3 separate regions of the Homo sapiens genome follow, and all the other regions are linked to region 2. A link is an interaction called in ENCODE POLR2A ChIA-PET data of the cell type or tissue named here. Cell type or tissue: OCI-LY7. All regions are shown on one strand. Region 1 overlaps AUTS2 (activator of transcription and developmental regulator AUTS2). Region 2 overlaps AUTS2 (activator of transcription and developmental regulator AUTS2). Region 3 has its middle 190 kb from the start of CT66.

Region 1 (5,000 bases), 110 kb after region 2:
ACAGAGGGAGACTCTGTCTCCAGAAAAAGGGGAAGAAAGTTGCTGTGGGGATTAAATGAAACAATACCTGTAAAGCACTTAGTGTAACACCCGACACATAGGGAGTGCTCAAAAGATGTTGGTATTTATTATGAATATCGTATTATGGATTCTGGGCCCAATGCCAGGCATATATTAAAGAAAGGAGTGAAGTAAAGGAAGCACATGACAAGAGAAGTTCAGTGGCTCAAGTCTCTGCAAAGCCACCTTCCAAATATTGTTCTTAGAAATTCTGGATGACTGCAAACCCAACAAAAGCCACAAAGTAATAAGACTGCCAAAAAGGCTAATGTGGTCTTGGCTTGCATTAAGAGAGTCACAGAGTCCAGAATAATCATAGAGTGGTCAACTACGTTTTTTTCTGTACACTCTCAGACTACAACTGTCAGTGGTAAACTTTGTGAATATCAATATGCCTAGAAGCAAAATGCATGTAGAATATATTAACAAAAGGCACAGACCAAAAAAAAAAAATCCCAAATAAACTTGAAAGAAATCATAAAACTTGAGAGTGAGAAAAGAGGGAAGTGGTCATTTAGTCTGAATCCTCATCCTGTCATAAAGCAACAGGGGAGCAGTGAAGCTCCTCATCATGAACCTCTTAAAAGCAGGAACTGTGTATCATTATTGTTACCTCAAGTGGCTGCCCAGAACCAGAATGTCCACAGTCAGTGTCAGAACAGAATTGCAGCCCCAGGCACCTGCATCCCAGGAGTTGTGCTGACTACATCAGCACTGCCTTTGATTGGATTGGTGGAAAACAGAGAAGAGGAAAGAGTACAGAAGAAAGAATCTGGGATGTCCTGACAAACTCGTCTCACCTCCAGCTTGCTCTAGGGTCAGCAGAGGGCCACCCTATGCAGTGGTAGTTCACCAGCACAGCTTTAGAGAACTGGACCCTCCCTTCGTTCACAAACACTCCCCTCCCTGCTATGATTTCTGCAGGAATAGGCCAAAATTACCAACTTTCCTTTTCCTGATTTATTTCTGATTCATGTAATCGTAGTCACTTACAAACCAAGGATGCACTAAAGTCCAGGGAAGACATGCATTTTATGCACCTTTACTTCACACAAGAGCATCACTGTGGCAGACAATAACCATTGCCCTTCTTAGCTAATAAAAATAGAGCCCCAAGTTTCTGAGAGAGGCAATGAGACGAGCCTCAGGAAATCAAGCATGAGTGATCTACGCCAATCAAGGTCTTCTTGATTCTCTTTGCCAGTTTGAGGGCAGGGATAACGGAGTGGTAATGTGACCCAAGTCTGGTCAATGAGACATAAAGGCAAGTCTTCTGTAGGCTTTGAGGAAAAATCATCTTCTCTGATAAAAAGGAGGAAAAAGGTACCAGGAAGATTCTTTTGCTCCTGGCATCCCATCTTCTTGTTTTAGATGCCATGAAGAAATTATTCTGAAACAATGGCAGCCATCTTATAATCATGAGGTCAGAAGCCTGAAGGTGAATTCTAACACACTTTGAATAGCAGAGGGAAACGAAGGATGAACACAGCCTCTGAATAAACCCTGGGCCTCCTATTCCCATCTTCTTGCCACCATACTTTGTTAGATGGGTTTTCCATTACTCATAATTGAAAGCATCTTATTTATGTCCATCTCCACAATCCTATTATGTCCATTTCACAGGACCAGAAAAATGAATTTTTAGAAATTTAAATAATTTTATAGGACTGAGAGAGGCCATACTGTGCACTGAACACACTGTTAGGTAGTATGTAACACAATTCGGGGTCAAATGGAAGGGGAGTAGAGGGATTAAGATTCCTAAATGCCAGGGCTAAGATCTACCGATAAAACTAAAGGAATTCAAACATTCTACCGTGCTCTAAGAAACAACAGATCTAGAGAGCTGAGGTCCCAGGGGTGCAGCTTGTGTTCTTGAAAAACCCTGAGTGTTTCACTTAGTCAAATATTATGCTTCTGCTTTTTAAATATTTCCATTTAAATGTAGATTTTGACCTTCTCTCCAATGAAATATTAATATGAGTATAAAATATATATTACTCATATCTGAAAGAGGGTCTCTTTCCAGTGTCTGTCATGTTTCCTCTCTGGTGTCTTGGAATGACTTCTGAAAACCATGACAGTTTTATCTGCTGCACCCATCTCTGCCAAATGTCTCACTGAATGACTGAAAGCTAGAAGACCACATCTTTCTCAGGCACATTTTGGATTTGTTTGCATGTGTCTGTTTAATTTATTTCATTCGGTTATCAGTAAGACTGGTTTCCTTATAGCAATAACCATTTAAGTACCAGGTGGGCAAAAATGAAAACTGTCTCCAGCAATATAATAAAAAGGAAAGGCTTATTTCATTTAAAAATCTCCTTTCCTAAATAAGTAGCCCATACTAACATTAACTGGGGTTTCTATTTCTTTCTAATAACTGTAGCCCATTAAGTGGAATAGCAGATTTTTTTTTAATCACACATTGCTCTACCGATTCAGCTTTATCATCTTCAGTATTCAATCAGCCAAATGATGAATAGGGGAATAAGCAGAGTAACGAGGATTGGCTGGTATGTGAATTTTTCCTTATTTATTTCTATCACAGTCTTAATAACTCTCACATGATACAAAGATACTATTTATCAGGCCACTTGAAAAGCAGAACTGTCCCCAGCATTGAGCGCTCAAGTAAAAAGAAGATTGTATTCAAGAGCTGAAATATCTAGTTTCACATCTTATCTTCTTAGTTGTGGACCTTCATGCAAATTCCTTCATCTCTCTGAATCTCAGTTTCCTCTTCTCTAAAATGGACACAGCATGTTTACCTCACAGTTGTGCTGCAAAGACTAGTTGATTACCATTTGAGCTAGGGCCATGAGAAGGTTACCACACTGGTAAACAAAACATCTCAGAAACTAGCCTCTGAGGAAATCTAAAATATTCACATTCCCCCTGGTACTCTACAACCAGGTCAGCCATCAACCACCACAGATTACTGCTTTGTCTGTATCATCCCCATGCATTCCTTTATTCGCCACTTAACATTTTTACTCATTCAACGGAAATTTATACTGCACATCTACTATTTTCCAGGCATTATATCAAGTATCCAGTGTTGAACAATGCAGACATGTCTCCTGTCCTCATGGAGTTTATAATCTTCTCTAACAGACTTCCTAAATTTTGACCTCTTATATATACCTGTTGTTGAAAAACTCTGCCCTAAGAACAAGCCCCTATGCAACCCCTCCCCAATTCTCACTACTCTCCATTCCAACATGAATGCCCCTCCACTAGTCCTGGGACCTAATGAACCCATTTTATTTGGTTTGCCCCTTTACATTTTCATGTAACACTTCTTTAATTCATCTATGAGATATTTCCTGACCACCTCTTGCAGGTCCATTGGAAGAGCTGAAGTCTACCTGACTTCAAATGCTATTCTGAATACCTCTCTTTCAGGTATGGATCCTATCCTTGAATCACTTTATCTTACTTCCAGACAGCTCAGAGTCACCTGTCACTGAGTGTAACAAGGGACTAACTGCAGCCCTTTGCCCACACTGCCTGGATACCATCCTGCCCCCACCTGGCACATACTCCATTATCAGCCTACAACAGAGCAATACTACACTCAAGCCCCCAGCATCTCTGAGTAAACCCTAGCCATTATGCCTGGCTATCAGTGAGGTTTTATACCTCTCGGAAGTCCTGAGCTGAGACGGGCAACCAGCAGAGAGCCAGCCATTAGGGATCTGCTGCCATTCATCTATTTTTGGTGATGCTACCACTGTGCCCTTGAGTCAAAGCACCTGAATCAAGTCCAGTTGCTGAGATCACAGGACCAGAAGCTCAAACACTTAACTTTAGGCTCTCTGACCAAAAGAATAGTCCCAGTGAAAATACATCTAACACACCCAAATAGGTAAAATAAGAAACACTCACTGGTGTCACTGATGGTTTAGGGCTAGAGAGTTTGAACAAAGTAAACTACTTTTGAAACTCTTCCTTTGAAATTTCCACCAGCATCACAGGACACAAAGAGGGGCAAAGAATATCCCACTACTTCCCTGTCACACACTTCTGTGATCAAAATTTAGTCACTTACTTCATAACATCAGAATAAGCTACAGGAGACTTCAGATGTTTCTCAAAAACAAATCATCTTAAGGCTCTGAGAGAATTCTTAAAGAATATGTTATGAACAGTAAAAGCGTCAACACACAATGTCCTAAGGTATGTGCTTTAAAGAGACTCACAATAATTAGGACAAGTTTATCTGGTCACATGTTCCTTATAAAATCTAATTTTCTTATATTAGCATTTCATCCACTTCTTTGCAAGTCTTTTTTTAAAAAAATCCATTTTATCTACCAAACCATAATATTAAGATGCCAACATATTTCTAGATAAGATATTCTTAAACACCATTCAGATTTCTTGATAAAAAATTCTAGATAAGGCATTCTCAAACAGAAATGCATGCATGAGCTAGAAATCTCAGAAATTACATATAAACTTTTCCTGAATTCACAGCTTTCTCTATGCTGAATATAAATATAAATATAAAACAAACACCCATATGCCTACTATTTAGATTCAAAATTGTTAAAACTTTGCCAAAATCACCTTATCTATGCACTCGTCTCTCTCATGGAACCATGTGAAAGTGAATTGCAGATATGATACTTTCATGAAATACTTAATAAGCAACTCCTAAGAATAAAGATATTTTCCTAACACAACCAAAATACTATCACACCTAAGACATTAAGTTCCTAATGTTATCTGATAGCCAGTCCATATTCAAATTTCTACAACTGCCTCAAACATCTTTTACAGCAGTTATAATTTTTAAGCCAGATCCCATCAAGATTTGTACACTGAATTTGACTGTTATGTTCCCTTAGTCTCTTGTAATCCGGAGTAATACCCACCAGCAATTTGTTTCACGACACTGGCTTTTTGAAAAGATCAGACATACCAGTTTTCTT
Region 2 (5,000 bases):
GGCCATACAGGGAATTGAGGCCCTAAACTTTGGGTTGGCATGCAAGTTGCCAGGTGAAAGTTGTTAAGGGGAGGGTGTTAATTGAAAATGCTATATAAACTGCATGCTGTTTGCAAAGCGGCTGCAGTTTTCCTGCCCAGCCCTCTGCCACTGAGCGGTGCCAGTATGTTGTCCAGTCTGCCACCACTGGACTCTCTCCCCTGTATGTAAGCCCCTAATAAAACCCCATGTCTCATTTGCTGGCTCTGGGTCTCTTCTCAGCCTCTTGAAGCTGGTGCCTTCCCTACTGAGATGAATAGAGGTTCAGCACAACAGATGATTTCTTCTTAAACTGGAGAAGTAGAGAACCTTGTTATGGAAGCTAAACACACAACAAGACATATAGCAAAGATAAGCATAGGAGAAGGCACTGTCCAGAGGTTTATGCATCCTGACCTAACTGGCAAGTCCTCTTTGATAGCAGAAGAGATAATGGTCTGTAAAGGAACACAGGTGTTGAGAAACCTTAACAGCACCCTCCCTCCCTACCACCTCTGAACACACCCTTGAGGCTACAGAAAATATAAGCAAAAGAAATGAAATACTGTTTTTAAAAACACCCCTTCTTAATATCCAGCTTCCTACAGCACAGCTTTCATTATTCATGAAGACAGCCTAAGCAATTTGTAAGCAATATGCAAAATATATTTACTTGGAAATTCAGGAAAATTCACATGGTGTTACAGAACAAATGCAAGTTGATTTATGTAGAAGTTCCACTTAAGAGCTGTTCCAGCCATCATGATGGGTTCTTACAGACAACCCCCAAAATCCATTTGGCTTCTCCAAAGGCTAGATTAGCTCTAATAATCCTAAAATATTAGACACCAAACATGAAACCCTTGCTCAGTGCAGACTGAAGACCACAAATGCCACTAATGATTGAACTGGGATCACTTGAATTTCTCAAATAGCCCCAAAGATAAAGGTTCTAAACCTGGTTGGGCCACTGACCAGCTTTATGACCTTGCATAAGGCAAAACTTCGAACTTCTCTTTTCCCATGTACAAAATAATGAAGCTGTCCAAAAATAACAAACTGGCGTTCTGTTTTATTTGGCCAGCACATTACTTTTTACAAAATGGTTTTGAGAACAAGGCACCATTCTCGCAGCAACTGGGGGGCCAAGGCAGGAGAATCACTTAAGCCCAGGAGTTCGAGCCTACAGTGAGCTATGATCATGCCACTGCATTCCAGTCTGGGCAACAAAGCTAGACTTCATCTCTAAAAATAAAAATTAGGCCAGGCATGGCGGTATATACCTGTAGTCCTAACTACTTGGGAGGCTGAGATGGCGGGACTGCTTGAGCCCAGGAGTTTGAGGTTGCAGTGAGCTATGATAGCACCACTGCACTCTAACCTGAGCAACAGAGCGAGATCCTAGCTCTAAAAAAATTAAAAATTAAAATAACTGGGTTTGAGTATATAATATTGTTAACTATAGTCACTATGTGGCATAAATAAAATTTGCTAAGAAGGTAGATACTAAGTATTCTCACTATAAAAAGAAAAGCGGTAACTATGTGGAGTGATTGATTAGTTTGATTTTGAATATTCACAATGTATACTTATATATCTCATAATCAAGCTATATACCTTAAATATATGTAAATACTTTAATTATCAACTATACCTCAGTAAAGCTACGGGGTGGGGAAGAATGGAGCAAACACTCTGCAGTCTGTCATAGGCTCCACCTCTCTCTAATAGAGAGGAAATCATAAGGGAATAGCTGCACAAATATGTTATCTGCTCAGCTGTGAGGTATATGCAGACAGATGCAGGGGAAGGCCAGCCCTTGACTCTAAAGTAGGAACTCAGTAAGGGCCCAAACAACTCTTGTTTCCAGCTGAAAGTAGTTGGGGGGGTACTAATATTACCTTCAGACCTCTTCCTCAGCAACTGACCTGAAGTTAAGTGCTCAGTCAAGCTTATGAAAAAATAGAGAACAAGGTATTTCTATGAAGAAATTTCTACAAAAAAAGAATTTCTAACGGCTTATGTACCCAAAGAGTTCTAGTATCTCTGCCTGCAGTTTCTGCTACTGGCTGGCCACCCTTCCAATGAATGGGAAATAAACAGAAGGCTGGGTCTCCCCAGATGTTGGAGAGCATTCCAGCTGCCGAACACAACCTGTTTGTAATTTTCTACTCAACCATCAGAATGAAAACACAAACCTTCAGAAAAACAGGCCCTTAAACTTCCTCCTTACTGCTGTTAGTGGTTTCTTTAATCTTTTAAGCTCTTGGGCTTAATACAGCAGCTGCCATCAAGAGTACTTATTGTTGCTGAGAATAGAAGGAAAGAAAAAAAAATCATACTAAATTCAGAAACGTGGATTTCCATTCTGCCAGAATCTAGGCTAAATGGCAGGGGTGAGGGGGACACAGTGATAATGGGAATCAGAAAGAATCACCACGTGGAAGCAGACTGGCTTGAAAGGGGCATCAGGCGTGTCTAGTGTGCTTAGGGAATTACTTTAACTCCTCACACCCCACCATTCTCCAGTTCCAACACTAAGTGCCATCCTTTTAGGACAAGATCTCTTAACAGATTCTTATCAAACAACATTGAGATAGGTTTTATGTAAATAAAGCACATGAACCCTTCTCTAGAACATGCCACTAATTTAGGGGAGGGAGGAGGGAAATTCAAAATGTAAATATCCTCAAATGTCATGGCTACACAACTTGAGCATAGGAAGAAACACATTTCCTGTCATCTAATGCAGTGATCCTCAAATGTGTCCAAAGTGCCCTCCATAGCAGAAAAGACTGATCACAAAACAAGGGATATCTATCTGTGGCCTGCTGTATGGACAATATTTCTTTCATTTTTGTGTTAATATCTTTAACACTATATGAAGATATATGAGTTCCTTTCAGTCTTTAATATGTTTGCTTAAGTATAAAATTAATGTCTTACCAAAAGCCTCAAGTGAATAGATATGAAAGGCAGGAAGATATGCCTGTTGTGTCCCTTGGGTGTTTATACTGTGACTTCATGTAGGTCCTAGTATATTGTCACATTTTCCAAAAAACACACAAGGAAACATGATCTAGTCCAATGCTACAGTTCTGATAACAGGGAAAAATAAGACCCACAGAGGCAGAAACTCATGCCCAAAGTCACACAACTTAGATATTTAACCCAGTATTACAACTACTAGTTCAATGGAATGCACTTTTCACTAATTTACAATGATCCTGCATATTAGCTTATAAATAGTAGAGGTAAACGAAAAAGCTTACTACTTAAGAATTAACTCCCTCCCTCAAAATTGCCCAAACCTTGCCAACCTTTGAGGGGGAGTCCCAGGACACATGCTGCTGCCCATGAACTATCTGCATTTGGAATCACATTAACATCTTAATAATTTAGTGAATGTTCAGCATTAATTACTTTCATTTGGTTAATTTAATATCATTTTTCCATCTTTATGACAAAAAGTATGGGTACACAAAAACATTTAAAGGACAAAGTAAACACCACAAATATAAATTTACACTTTCAGACTTTAACAGTTTTTGGAAGCAAAAAAATATAAATATTAGCCCTTGAGAGAAAACTACAAAAAAAAGGGTTCAATCCTTAGAAATAAAAAATGGCCATAAAAGTGCAGTAAAAAATAATTAGCAACGAAGGTACCTAGAATTTAAATCTGAGCACTTTCTCTTTAGGTAAATCGAGTAAAAATCACAAAACATAAAGTAACTGAAATAATCTGTTTTTCCTTCTTTCTAAATAAAACTGAAGGTCTTTCAAATCAGTTTTCCAGATTTTGAGCCAGGGGAAGAAGCCTTCAAATGGACCCAACACACAAATAATCGAGAGTTAAAGCCACATTTTTCCTCTCTAAAATAACTGACCTTTTTTCTTATATCAATAGTTCATTAGCTAATGGATACCCCTAATGAATTCCTGTTGAAAGGAAAAATCAGCTACAATCACACTTCACAGTGCAAGTCCCACAGGAACAATGAAAAACCCAGCTGCCATCTTGGAATCCTGGAATCGCCTCTTCTGATGAGGCTCCCCGTGGTCATTTTAAAAAGCATAAAAGTGTTCATTATCCCACAGGCTGTTTCTCAAACAGCCTTAGCTAATTCTCTGTGTGGATTTACTGAGTCCTCAAAAAAGCCAAATGCAAAACGGATGGCTTCTGTCCACTATCTCTGGTATTAGAGAGGCTCATCATATCCACCCTCAGTTTTCCATGGTTCCAGATGCTTTATCAGGTAGCATGGACTCTGCCTGGCCCTGCAGTTTCAGAGCACAAACTGACGAAAAGAAAATACAATCCTGATCAGAACAAGAACTGAGAAACTAGAATTCTTCCTGTTCTCTGAAGACTAAAAACTTACAATGCTACTCTTGAAGCAAAAAAAAAAGCCTGAAGACTCAAGAGTGGACCAGTGGTTGGAAGGAGGTTGAGATCACCATACCTCATAATTAGCTGAAACAACTTAGGAAGCCATTTTAAAGAAGTTCTGTTGACAAATTATAAAAACTATTTTTGCTGAGTCAAATACAATTGCAACAATATTGAAATCTACAATAAAATATTTATCTAAAGCAATCACTGTTGGAAATAAAAAAAGTTATTCCTTGCAAATTTACAGCCATACTCACTGCTATAACCTTCTCCAAATCCACCCTTTCTTCCCTCTCCCCATTCCTCATGAGCAGGGAGCCTTTAAAAAAAAAGAGAGAAAGAGAGAGACAGGTCTTGCTATGTTGTCCTGGCTGGTCTCAAACTCCTGGGCTCAAGCGATCTGCTCACCTCAGCCTCCCAAAGTGCTGAAATCACACAGACGTAAGCCACCGCACCCGACCAAATCCACCCTTTCTAAGATGGGATCTGTACTAAATATGTAAATGTAGTACTTATTGCAACGGCATGACTTTGCCATCCATGGATGGCTCCATTCCTCTTCTTTATTCACACTCCTAGAAAATCC
Region 3 (5,000 bases), 540 kb after region 2:
TGGCCTTTGGGTCTCCACCTGTGAGGAGCTCCAAAGGCAGAAATAAATTTCTGGAGCTTGGCAGATGGCGGTGAAGAGATGAGCATGACTCATAGTTGAAGCGTTGAGTGTTAAATTGCTGCTTCTGAGGGGCCACTGGAAGGTGGTGGGAGGCAGAAGATGAGGGGATCAAATCATTCTATTATGAAGACACTTGCACACATACGTTCACCATAGCACTATTTACAATAGCAAAGACATGGTTCAACCTAAATACCCAACAGCGACAGACTGGATAAAGAAAATGTGGTACATATACACCATGGAATACTATGCAGCCATAAAAAAGAACAAGATCATGTCCTTTGCATGGACGTGGCTGGAGCTGGAGGCCATTATCCTTAGTGAACTAACACAGGAACAGAAAACCAAATATCGCATATTCTCATTTATAAGTGGTAGCTAAATGATGAGAACACGTGGACAAATAGAGGGAAATGGCACACACTGGGACCTTTCAGAGAGTGGAGGGTGGGAGGAGGGAGAGGATTAGGAAAAATAACTAATGAGTACTAGGCTTAATACCTGGGTGATGAAATGATCTGTACAACAATCCCTCATGACACAAGTTTACCTATGTCACAAACCCATACTTGTACCCCTGAACTTAAAATAAAGGTTAAGACCAGCCGGGCGCGGTGGCTCATGCCTGTAATCTCAGCACTTTGGGAGGCCGAGGTGGGTGGATCACGAGCTCAGGAGATCAAGACCATTCTGGCTAACCCTGTCTCTACTAAAAATACAAAAAATAGCCGGGTGTGGTGGCAGGAGCCTGTAGTTCCAGCTACTAGGGAGGCTGAGGCAGGAGAATGGCGTGAACCTGGGAGGCGGAGCTTGCACTGAGCCAAGGTGGCGCCACTGCACTCCAGCCTGGGTGACAGAGCGAGACTCCATCTCAAAAAATAAATAAATAAAATAAAATAAAATAAAATAAAATAAAATAAAATAAAATAAAATAAAATAAAGGTTAAGATCCCTCCCTCCACAAAAAAACCCCACAAAGTATTATCAAGAAAGAGAAGGTGGTAAGTTGCAGGGACTCATGCCTGTAATCCCAGCACTTTGGGAGGCTGAGGTGGGCAGATTGCTTGAGGTCAGGAGTTCAAGACCAGCCTGGGCAACGTGGCAAAACCCTGTCTCTACAAAAAACACAAAAATTTGTTAGGCGTGTTGGACAAAGGTTCAGGATGAAGTTAGTGAACCAGGTGAAGGTGTCAGAAATCTGTTCTTGGTGTAGTTGTTTCCATCGTAGGCTAAGGCCACTGCAAATGTGGAGACACTGAAACAGTGGTAGATTTCACCTGTATGGAACCAACTGGGGGTACTGCATAGAGCATGGTTCTCACACTGCAGACTGTTAAAGCCCCTGGGGGGCTTTTAAAGATCCCCATGCCCAGGCCACGTCATAACAAATCAGAATCTCTGCAGGGGCACCCGGGCATCAGCACTCTTTAAAGTTCCCCAGGTGATTTCAACGTGCAGCCACATTGAGACGGAGTGGCATAGCGTTAAGAGACCGGACCTGAAGGCACCTGTTCCATGCTGGCACTAGCACTTTACGAATTATGCGATCTTGGACACATTGCTTAACTTCTCTGAGCTTCAGTTGTTCAGATAGAATTTAAAGGGATTGGACTGGCCGGGCGCGGTGGCTCATGCCTGTAATCCCAGCACTTTGGAAAGCCGAGGTGGGAGGATCACTTGAGCCCAGGAGTTTAAGACCAGCATGGCCAACATGGTGAAACCTCGTCTCTACTAAAAATAACAAAAATTAGCCAGATGTGGTAGTGCACACCTATAATTCCAGCTACTCAGGAGGCTGACGCAGGAGAATGGCTTGAACCCGGGAGGCAGAGGTTGCAGTGAACCGAGATCGTGCCACTGCATTCCAGTCTGGGTGACAGAGCAAGACTGTCTCAAAAAATAAAAATAAATAAATAAATAAATAAATAAATAAATAAATAAATAAAGGAGTTAGGCTAAACGATCTTATTGGTGGTTTAAAAAAATGGCCACAAAATTCTTTGAGAGGTAGGGTCTCTGCCCCTCCCATGGAATCTGGACTCTGGGACTGCTTGGTCAATAGAAAACGGCAGACGTGATGCTGCTCTGGATTCCAGTATCCGTCTTCAGAAACCAACAGCTTCTACTTCCTGCCTTGTGGGACACTTGCTTCTCGAAAGCAGCCACCAGGCTGAGCAGCCCAGGTCACATGGAGAGACCGTGTGTAGAGAGTGACGTGAGTGCAATAGCTTTAGATGATATCAGTCCCAGCCATTGAGTCATTCTCAGCCTTTGAGCCTTTGTAGCTGATGCCTTGGATAGACGCGGTAGAGCAGAGACAAGCTGTCCCCATGGTGTCCTGCCCAAATTCCTCACCCACTGTGTCCATGAGCAGAATGAACTTGGTATTTTTCTTTGTGAAGTTTTTGGGTGGGTAGTTATGCAGCAAAGATAATTACAACAATCTTTAACCTGCACATTTAAGGAGTATTACAGAGTCATAGTATAGGGGAATGTTTGAGAGGGTAAACTCTGGAGGCAGACAGTCTAGGTTTAAATCCTGGTGTCATTTTTCTCTAGCTGTGTGAATTTGGATAATTACTTACCCTTTCTTTCTTTCTTTTTTTTTTTTTTTTGGAGAGACATGATCTTGCTCTGTCACCCAGGCTGGAGTGCAGTGGTGCCATCATAGCTCACTGCAGCCTCCAACTCCTGGGCTCAAGGATCTTCCCACCTCAGTCTCCCAAGTAGCTGGGACTACAGGTACACACCACCATACTCGGCTAATTTTTAGATTTTTCTTTTTGTAGAGATAGGGAGGAGGGGGTCTCCCTGTGTTGCCCAGGCTGGCCCCGAACTTCTGGCCTCAAACAATCCTCCTGCCTCAGCCTCCCAAAGTGGTGGGATTACAGGTGTGAGCCACAGTACCCAGCGCTACCTACCCTTTCTAGGTCTCGCTTCCTCCATCTGAAATGGGATAATAGTCATTTAAATCATAGGGTTGTTGTGAGGATTAAATAACTTAATATTAAGGTGTTAATATTAATGCTTAATCTGGGACTTAAGGAGTGAGTCTGCAGTGATTCTGAGAATGATGGTGATAAAGAAGGTGGCTCAGCCTTGTGTGCTCTGTAGCTTGCAAGATGTTTGGGGGTGGCCTGGGGTGGTGGGGGCTGCTGCATAAACTGAGCGTGATGTGCATTTTCCTGGTGCGTGTTCCACGTTGCTAAGTACATGCAGAGATACACATTGTTCTTAACGATTCAGCAGGTGTTCAAAGGCACCTTGGGAGTGTGTAGCATGTCTCTGGACCTGTCACTGTCACATTGCTCAGAAATTGGATTCTGCAGGGTGGAAACATGTGGCTTGTTGGCAAGGCAACTGGTTCAGAGCAGGGACATTCCCAGGCTAAGAGAGTGCGCCTTGTCCATTGGGTTACAGCCCTCATAAAAGCCTGTTTGAGTGTTTGTTTGTTTGTTTTGATATGGAGTCTCGCTCTTTCACCCAGGCTGGAGTGCAGTGGTGCATTCTCAGCACACTGCAACATCCGCCTCTTGGGTTCCAGCGATTCTCCTGCCTCAGCCTCCCGATTAATTGGTGTTTGCATTCTTTTCTGGATGCTCTGAGACATCGGACCACTGCGAGTGGTGAGGGGAGGATGGCTCCAGCTGCGCTCCTTTCTTATACACCCTGGCTGCTAAAATCAAGCATCAGACCCACAAAGTGTGGGAAATGCTGGACCTGGTGGAGGAGGGAGGCCACGCAGCCCCGAGCACTTCTGACTTTGGTCTTTTTTGCCTCCACATAGATGGAGACCCGAGAGAGGGTTTGTCTGTACTTCTGCATTTGAGGTCATCAATTTCCATTTAAAAACCAGAAGTGGGCTGGGCTCTGTGGCTCATGCCTGTAATCTCAGCACTTTGGGAGCACCAGGAGGGTGGATTACCTGAGGTCAGGAATTCGAGACCAGCCTAGCCAACATGGTGAAACCCCATCTCCACTAAAAATACAAAAAGTAGTCAGGCATGGTAGTGGACCCCTGTGATCCCAGCTACTTGGGAGGCTGAGGCAGGAGAATCGCTTGGACCCGGGAGGTGGAGGTTGCAGTGAGCCGAGGTTGCGCCACCGAACTCAGCCTGGGCGACAGAGTGAGACTCTGTCTCAAAACAAAAAACAAAACACAAAACCAAAAAACCCAAAAACAATCTTTGTCTTTTTGAGCTCCAGTCAGGAGAGACATAGATAAAAAATAAAATGTGGTTTATTAGTGATAAGTGCTGTGTAGAAAATAAAGCAGGGAAGAAAGATGGAAACTTACAGAGTCGGAGACTGTTTGAGTTTTAAATACCACGCAGGGAAGACCCTGATGAGAGGGTGACGTTTGAATCAAGTCTTGAAAGAGGTGAAGAAGTGAGCCATGAAGTTGCCTGGGGGAAAAGCCTTCTGTGTAAAAGCTAGCAGCCCGGGTAACTGCCCAGGGAGGGTGCCTGGTGTGTTTGAGAAAACAGCAAGGAGGCCGGTGTAGCTGGCCTGGTACGGGTGAGGGTGAGAAGAATGGGAATGAGGAAACTGTGACTTCAGGACCAGATCATCTACAACCTTGTGGGTCATTCCAAGGACTGTGGCTTTTACTCTGAGTGAAATGGGAAGCCCATGGAAGGTTTAGAGCAGCAGAGGGATAGGATCCCATTGAATTTGTAAAAACTGAATTAAAAAAATTAAAAACACACCATGTTGGGAGGCCGAGGCGGGTGGATCATGAGGTCAAGAGGTCGAGACCATCCTGGCCAACATGGTGAAACCCTGTCTCTACTAAAAATACAAAAATTAGCCAGGCGTGGTGGCGGGCACCTATAGTCCCAGCTACTCGGGAGGCTGAGGCAGGAGAATCGCTTGAACCCGGGAGGCAGAGGTTGCAGTGAGCCGAGATCATGCTATTGCACTCCAGCCTGGCAACA

What was found. ChIA-PET counts read pairs that join two places held together with the same protein. Peaks named below come from ENCODE experiments on the same cell type or tissue, not always from the same donor. Only the 100,000 strongest peaks of a DNase experiment are listed, where the experiment ranks them.
Region 1: POLR2A ChIA-PET joins it to region 2 with 6 read pairs; 3 of 35 experiments call an interaction of 5 or more read pairs at or near these places.
Region 3: POLR2A ChIA-PET joins it to region 2 with 6 read pairs; 1 of 35 experiments calls an interaction of 5 or more read pairs at or near these places.

The regions. Positions count from the first base shown.
Region 1 is chr7:69,841,612-69,846,611 of GRCh38, reverse strand. The region is part of intron 1 of AUTS2 (activator of transcription and developmental regulator AUTS2); the gene reads right to left. Among named protein-coding and RNA genes, the nearest start is that of AUTS2, 250 kb to the right of the region's middle. RefSeq lists an enhancer at 2,588-2,697. In OCI-LY7, no CTCF peak of the experiment used is centred here; DNase peaks (open chromatin) are centred at 621, 1,191, 1,921 and 2,731; H3K4me3 peaks cover 2,339 bases; H3K27ac peaks cover 1,440 bases.
Region 2 is chr7:69,950,726-69,955,725 of GRCh38, reverse strand. All of the region lies in intron 2 of AUTS2 (activator of transcription and developmental regulator AUTS2), which reads right to left. Among named protein-coding and RNA genes, the nearest start is that of AUTS2, 350 kb to the right of the region's middle. In OCI-LY7, no CTCF peak of the experiment used is centred here; DNase peaks (open chromatin) are centred at 1,875, 2,215 and 2,715; H3K4me3 peaks cover 2,662 bases; H3K27ac peaks cover 3,736 bases.
Region 3 is chr7:69,410,081-69,415,080 of GRCh38, reverse strand. No RefSeq gene overlaps it. Among named protein-coding and RNA genes, the nearest start is that of CT66, 190 kb to the left of the region's middle. In OCI-LY7, no CTCF peak of the experiment used is centred here; a DNase peak (open chromatin) is centred at 2,230.